Linked DNA regions of Homo sapiens: region 1 is linked to region 2. A link is a loop called in an ENCODE intact Hi-C map of the cell type or tissue named here. Cell type or tissue: PC-3. All regions are shown on one strand.

Region 1 (4,000 bases), 65 kb before region 2:
ATTCACTTCCTCTCCTCCCTAACCCACGTATGATTCTGAAAGGAGGTGGATTCTGTCATTTCCATAAAATCATTTTTCCATTTCTATGTTTATCAGTCCTAGTCTAGGTCAACAGAAAATACCATTTTTGGTGAGTTCTTCTATTTTGCTGCAAAACAAAGGAAGAAATGTTATTTATCTCATAATACAAACACACTCATAAATTCCTGTGCAATTTCTTTGTTAACAATAAATAGGCGGAAAATAGACATAATGAAATATTTGCATAGGACATATTAAGGTAAAATATACATTCCTGTGATATATGTGAAATAAAAATTCACCAGCAAGGTTGTCTGTAGATGGATTTTACTTTTTATTGTAATTCCCATTGAAAGCAAAGAAATATACAATCCTATTGATAAAGTCCACTTTTATTCATTTATTCAACAAACATTCTGTAGTACTTGCTATGTCCTAGAAAATACATTAACTCCTGTGACAGATACAGGACAAATAATATTCTATAGGGCACTTCTTGTAGTGAAGGAAATGGACATACAAATTAATTGTATGTGATACTGCTATGTTGGAGGTGTGTGCTATGGAAATACAAAGGCAGAATATTTATTTCTCTCTGACATGTGATTTCCGGTCACTAAAGTGACGTTGGAGTTAAGAATTAGAGAATGAGTTATATACACTAGGTGAATAGTCTTGGAAAAGCCATTTTTATGTAGACGAACAGCTTCATTTTTTAAAAAGGCACTGAGTGTGAATATGCACAGTATATTTAGAGGATAACAAACAGGTAAGAGATGTGTGCTCCAGTGGAAAAATCTCCGCTGGGGCTATATTATTTTCCGGGGCCCTCTATCTTACCTGTAGATAGAACTCTTTTTGTCAAAAAAAAAAAAAAAAAAAAAAAAACATCTTAAAGATTGCTGAATGTTTCTGTTTCTGGCTCCTACCTTTAAATGAACTATACTATTATTTAGGGGAAAGCACATCAATTAATTAACAGCCTTAAGGAATTAGGATATTTTATCAGGAAAAATACTAAAGAGAAAGCAACTTAAAAGATCAGTTAAAAATAGAACATTTTGATAACCACCATTTATTTGGACTCAATAGGCAGAAACCTATTACGGGATTCGATACAAGTAGTGTAAATGGGGCATGAAGGCTTCAGTGTATATATAGAATTGGAGATGCTTTCACTTTCCATTTGATGAAATTGAATTTCTCAGAATGGACTCTATATCTTTTTAATTCCATGATTTTCAGCAGGCAGAAGGACGATATCCTGTAATTTATGAAGATAGTTTATTATTATTTTTTATTAGCTCTCAGCTTTAGCAACCACTTTCTTCCCCCTCCCTCCCCAGCCATGTTGCTGCTGGTGATCCTTATAAGTGAAGCTGCTTTTCATTTTCATCTTCCTCAGAACAGCTGGTGCTTACACTACCCTAAACATTCATTGAGTCATTTCCTGCTGATAAATGTCTATATGTAGTCACGATTATCACCTATGCGTGTGATACTAAACTGTCCTCTCTCTTTTTAAACCAAGATAGCATTTGTACCAGCCTCTAATCTTATGTACCACTTTCTCCCCTTTCAGAACCAAGCTGGCAATTCTCATCTTGAATAGCTTTAAAATTGCTCATAGCAATCAATGACAACTGAGGCATCACTAAAGAATTTCTTTTATCTCCAAGCTCCAATTTAGATCTGTCATTAAGCTTGAGTAAGCTTGAACTGTCAGAACATTTTCCCTCATCACATGCTCTAAGCACAAAAAGTCAACTTCAAAATCAAATTTGTTCTGTCTCTTACTATACTTTGTAATGGTTTCATGTGAACAATAAACTTCACCGAAATAGTAGTGTCAATCTTTAGTAACTCAGATCACTATGGTTTCAAAAAGTAGTGAAATGCTGCCAAAACTCAAGTATGACGTATGGTAGATCATTCACTCACATTCAATTGCTCTTTGTTGTGCTTTAATATTAGGGGAAGGGGGACTTGGCAGGGGGTATGGAGATGAGGAGTCTCTTTCCTCCTTTTAGAGGAAAGGTTGTGTCATCTTTTTGGCAAGTCACTTTCCCTCCCTACGCCTTCCTTTCCATGCCTGTAACATGAGATAGTTTTATTACATGAATTCTAAGTCTCTGCCCATTCCTAATGTTGGCCTCTTAATAAATTCAACTTTTCATTGTGTGGTGTTATTCTTCTTCAAGAAATGGATTAGAAATGTTACCATACAGAGCTAGAAGTCATGAATTAATTAGGAAGCCCATCGTCCAAATCTAACTGTAAAATGCCTTGGTTTCATCTTCTGGAACAAAACGATTTTTTTTGGGGTTCTGCTGATGAACAGAAACTGTCTTTTAAAGATCACAGTTTCTATCTTGGAGATCTTTTCCACTGACAGATACTTCAGCCTCATCCACATATTTAAATGTACTTTGATCTTTCTTTGTTTTGCAAATTCCCTTTTGAAACAGTTTGTGTGAACTTTAGAGGTGCCAAACTGAGACTAAAGACCACTAAAATCTGGCAGAGCTATACATGTGAAGTATTCAGCAGCTCAAATATGTTTACAGAGTCCATGTTCAAAATAAGCGATTGCTTTTTTACAATTTCTTGTCAACTCCAAATTGAATTGTATTTCTTCTTGTATCTATAAAGGAAATAGGAAGCTTGATAATAATCACTTTTTAAATTTTATAAGTACCGTTGTGTTAATGTGAAGTTATTCTTTTCTCGTTTATCTTCCTGTTAAAAGATGGCCTTAACAGAAACATAATTCAGGTCATTATTACCATGATGTATTAGAGTGAGAAGAAAATTGATGATTTTTTTTTCCTTAGACATGGAGGTCTCACTCTGTTGCCCAGGCTGGAGTGCAGTGGCACGAACATGGCTCACTGTAACCTCGACCTCCTGGGCTCCAGCAATTCTCCTGCCTCAGCCTCTCAAGTAGCTGGGACTGCAGGCACGCACCACCACACCTCGCTAATTTTTGTATTTGTTGTAGAGATGGGGTTTTGCCCTATTTCCCAAGCTGGTCTTGAACTCCTGAGCTCAAGTGACCTGCTCACCTTGGACTCTCAGTGTTCTGGGATTACAGGTGTGAGCCACCATGCCCAGCCTTGGTGATCTTTTAAACCCAGAAATCAAGATCTTAAAACAAATATTCTAGCAGATGACCAGTGAAATTGAGGGTACCATTCTGTGATTTTTTTTCTTTCCTTTTCTTTGGCAGATCTTCTTTGTTATGGTTCTGTACTTTAGCCCAGATTCTCTTGGTATACTTGAAGTTTTCTCATCACTCATCCTTCATTGATTTAACTCTTAGCCTGACCAATGTATTAATGTTAAAATCTGATGGGAATTTTTACAATCTTCGCCACATTTCCTTGCTCCTAATCAAAATGTGTGTTGTTTCTTAAAGAGTCATTTGTTAATGGCTAACAATCTTTATTTATCTTATTTTATTCTATTATTTTTAATTATACTTTAAGTTCTGAGATACATATGCAGAATGTGCAGGTTTGTTACATAGATATACATGTGCCATGGTGGTTTGCTGCACCCATCAACCCATCATCTACATTAGGTATTTATCCTAATGCTATTCCTCCAATAACCCCCCACCCCTCAACAGGCCCCAGTGTGTGATGTTCCCCTCACTGTGTGCATGTGTTCTCATTGTTCAACTCCCACTTATGAGTGAGAACATGCAGTGTTTAGTTTTCTGTTCCTGTGTTAGTTTGCTGAGAACGATGGTTTCCAGCTTCATCCATATCCCTTCAAAGGACATGAACTCATCCTTTTTTGTGGCTACACAGTATTCCATGGTGTATATATGCCACATTTTCTTTATCCAGTCTATCATTGATGGGCATTTGGGTTGGTTCGAAGTCTTTGCTATTGTGAACAGTGCTGCAATAAACATACGTGTGGATGTATCTTTATAGTAGAATGATTTATAATCCTTTGGGTATATACCCAG
Region 2 (4,000 bases):
TACATTGGACCACCAGTTTTTTTTTCTTTCTTTTTTTAATGCTACTGCATGTCAATGGGATATTTACTTTGCTGGAAAAGGTTCTTGAATACTATTGAAGTTTTATCAGTTTCTGTCTGACAAGAAATAGCTTGGGTTGCCTATGAATGGAATGGGCCAATAACCTAGATAAACATCAGATAATATGTGAGCCCTTAAGACACTTTTGAGATATGATAAAACATGTCAAGGTATGAAGGGAAACTATCTCAGTAACCTTCGAACCACAGAGTATTAGTTTTGAAAGATTAATCTTAATAGATTTTGAATCAATTTATGTCATTTGAACACACAATGAGACAGGAAGATGCTTCTCTGTTCTATTTATACTTCCTGAAGGTTAACTTTCAAAATGTGTGTGTACTTTGCATTTGGAGAGCTGTCAGATGATTTTTAAGACTAAAAAACAGATTAGATTTTGGGATTGTATTTCCTATCCCCACAGAGAGTTTACAGTTGAGCAGAAAGTTGAGTTTTATATGTAAAAGTGAAATAAATTTTACGTTTTTATTTAATAGCTTTTGGAAAGGTAAGTAACACAGATTGCATTAGCTAAGCCACAGGTAGAAAAATAATTCTTTAAAGTATTTAAATATATCTTAAAAATGCTATACTCCCACATTACATTGGGTGTACAATTTAAAATACATGATTTTTAAGTCATGAAAAATATTCTGGGGCACATATTTTTACAGAAATTCTTGAGTTCAGCTTGTATGTTTTATGCATGAACACTTGCAGTGGCAAGCCAAAATGACTTATTAGAAAGGGTGAATTTTCTGTAAGCACCTGAGCATTTGGGTGATCTATGTTTTTGGAACAGCACTAGCTTAACTAGATGTGAGAGGGTTAGATATTTTGGGAAGTAGGGTCATTAGCATAATGTGGGTTCTTCTGAAGCAGGGGGAATGTAGGTGATCTAAACGCAATCAAGGTCACGAAGCAGCAGCTGATGTTCAAGTCAGCTAACATTCTTTTTGATTTAGGCCACCTTGATAGAAGGATTTTTTTTTTTCTTTCAAAATGTGTGTAATGATGCTAAGTCCATTACCAGATTATATAAGGAAAGCGATCATTATACTAGCAAATATGCCTTTGTAGAGCCTATCCTGTGAATGTTTGTGATTTCACACATATGCAATTAAGATAGCAAATAAGCCAGTTTAAAGAAAAGGCAAATTCACTGTCACAGTATGAAGTCAATCTTTTTAGTTCCTAAAATTTCTTTCTAAGCAATGATCCTTAATGACAGTGGATAAGATGTTGTCTTTCCTAAGAGAGAAGCAGTGACAAGATGAGATGGCTATGGCATGATTTGTGATATTTTCTTTCAGGAGCTTTTATAGTTAATAAATAAACCTAATTATAACTCACCCACAAGAAATTCTGACAATATAAAGTTGACGACTGCTAAAACTCAGCAGGTTTGTAATGTTTTCCAGCAGCTATTTTGGGCTACTTTATGAAGGGTGTGAAACGAAGATCAGTCAATCAAATCAGGGTGACATTCATTTATAAGACTTGTGAGAAGACTAAAGATAAGGTTTAAAGTGCAGTTCAATTATAAAATTGATTCAGAGAAACGATGTGGGCTAGCCTATTCATTTTCACTCCTTGTCCTCTAGGTCAGACGTGGTTTGATGTGTAAGTCCAAAGCTGCAATTTGCAATTTAAAGAATTACTAATAGAAAATCACAAAGAGTGGAAAATCCCAGTTTTTCACCTCTGCCCTCTGACATCATCGTGAGAAAAACATAATTTATGCCATTACCTTAAGATAATATTGCATGATTACATCTGAGGCTCATACAAAAATTAAAGATTGATGTAGATATAATATTTGAAAGAGGGGTTCAAAAGTTCCTTGAAGCCTGTCTCAGGTTTATAAAATTTGCTTTAGAGGAAACTCAGCTGTAGGCTATTCTCTAATTTTTTTGTTTTTTTACCTGAAATAGTTTATCTGTAATTCCACACAATTTTATTTCTACACCCATATCAATTCTTTGAGCCTTTTCTCATAGATCCTCTTTCCCAATCATTTCCATTGCTCTACTCTGGGCACATTCCAAGGTTTCCACAACTCTCTTAGTAGTACAGGCACAAGCACCAATAAGGATCTTTTTAGGAGCCAAGCTGAATGGAATCCCACTTGTTTTTCCCTCTGTTGCAACAACTCTGTGGGACTGCCAAGGAGAAAATAAATATTTGTTACTTTTGGTAATGAAAAAAGTATGTGTGACTCAGCAGCACATGGGGAGCAGATGTGTTGAGTAAGAGGCCACTCCTGTGCAACAGACCTGTCACTAAGTGAGGCTATAAATAGAGAAAAATTAGGAGAGAATAAACTGCATCTCTGATTCGGCTCAATCGCGTTTAAACTAGAATTACTAAAGTTTTTGTTTCTGATGTAAGAACAATTCTGCTCTGTATAGATGTCTGGTCAACATGTGCTTAAATGAGCCAGGCAGTCCCTCCACCCCTACCACCCCACACACAGGCAGTCTGAACAATGGGAGTCCTGGGGATGTTGAAACACATAGAAGTTCAAAGAGTGGATATCTTGCTCTAGAAATTGCTGGATTGGCCTGATTATGTTGACCATCTCTACCTTTTTTGTCCTAGCAGGTGAGAGCTGAAATTTTACCTTGGACTTGCCTGGGTGTTTTTCACAGGGGAGGGTACTGAGCTCCCAGTTGGTAAAGTAAATGCTTGTAAAAGACATGTTCTACTGGATCAAAGTCAGCCCTAGAAAGTTGGCCACATCTCTTCCCAGATAAAATTGTTCAGCCTGGGGGTTGGTAAGAAAGTGGATTTGGATTAATAAATAACTCTAAGAAATCAAATGTGTAGAGTTTACTAAAGAGCTACCACTTGGACAGTAAGTATCCTTTTTGCAGGTGTGAATTTCCTAGAAATAATTCACTTGCAATTTTGCAATATGACTTTTTCAAGCTCATATTAATACTTTGATACTTACATCAGGGAAATTCAATGGAAAATATCTGCTCCTGTGTCTCATAATTTGCCAGATATATTATCTGTACATATAACGATGGACTAAAAAGAAGGCAGGGCAATTCTAATGGTTCTAGGACAAAGCCAACTATATTATCATCTCTTGAAGTCTAGAAGCCAGCCTTAGTCATCTGTGCATATGACAAAACAATATAATATTGTCTAGAATATAATCTATGCTCACTGTATATTTGTAGGATGACATAAACAATTCTCTCATAACTACCTACCATTAGAATGAGATTTTGACACTCTCTCCCAAAACCTAATTCTGGAATGTTATTGTCTCAAGACAATTCTTGGTTGCTTCCCAAGGAAGTTCTCCTTAGACCTATAACTTGAAAGGAAAAAAACTGAGAAGGATGAATATTAAAATGATATTTTGTTATGGTATCTCATAAGGTATGTTAGTTTTTTTTTTTTTTTTTTTGAGACGGAGTCTCGCTCTGTCGCCCAGGCTGGAGTGCAGTGGCGCGATCTCGGCTCACTGCAAGCTCCGCCTCCTGGGTTGACGCCATTCTCCTGCGTCAGCCTCCCGAGTAGCTGGGACTGCAGGCGCCCGACACGACGCCCAGCTAATTTTTTGTGTTTTTAGTAGAGACGGGGGTTTCACCGTGTTAGCCAGGATGGTCTGGATCTCCTGACCTCGTGATCCGCCCGCCTCGGCCTCCCAAAGTGCTGGGATTACAGGCGTGAGCCACCGCGCCCGGCCCCTCATAAGGTATGTTCTTTTACTTCAAAATAAAAAATAGTATTAAATGAAATAAATAGCTGTGGTGACTACATTGCGATGGAACATATTCACTGTCTGAAGCCAATCAGTAATGGAAACATTACTTTGATATCTATACTGCAATAAAAAATTGACAATTTTTTTCTACATACCACATACAAAATGCTGATTAACTCTCATGTTATTTAGGTAGGAGTCTCCGCTCCAAGGCAG

The links. A loop is a pair of places that touch in the nucleus more often than their neighbours do. Peaks named below come from ENCODE experiments on the same cell type or tissue, not always from the same donor. Only the 100,000 strongest peaks of a DNase experiment are listed, where the experiment ranks them.
Region 1: a loop joins it to region 2, with 6 times the contacts of the local background. A loop is called at or near these places in 2 of 110 quality-filtered maps.

What each region holds. Positions count from the first base shown.
Region 1 is chr14:26,774,415-26,778,414 of GRCh38, forward strand. The region is part of intron 3 of NOVA1-DT (NOVA1 divergent transcript); the gene reads left to right. LINC02294 (long intergenic non-protein coding RNA 2294) reads right to left here. Exons shown (of 4, transcript NR_110033.1): 4 at 1,081-1,285. Among named protein-coding and RNA genes, the nearest start is that of LINC02293, 33 kb to the right of the region's middle. In PC-3, no CTCF peak of the experiment used is centred here; DNase peaks (open chromatin) are centred at 1,687 and 2,007; H3K4me3 peaks cover 1,513 bases; H3K27ac peaks cover 2,888 bases.
Region 2 is chr14:26,839,882-26,843,881 of GRCh38, forward strand. It overlaps LOC124903296 (a long non-coding RNA gene), which reads right to left. Exons shown (of 5, transcript XR_007064093.1): 2 at 2,684-2,827; 3 at 1,986-2,222. Among named protein-coding and RNA genes, the nearest start is that of LINC02294, 20 kb to the left of the region's middle. RefSeq lists enhancers at 1,531-2,730, 2,102-2,396. In PC-3, no CTCF peak of the experiment used is centred here; a DNase peak (open chromatin) is centred at 2,210; H3K4me3 peaks cover 1,383 bases; H3K27ac peaks cover 2,712 bases.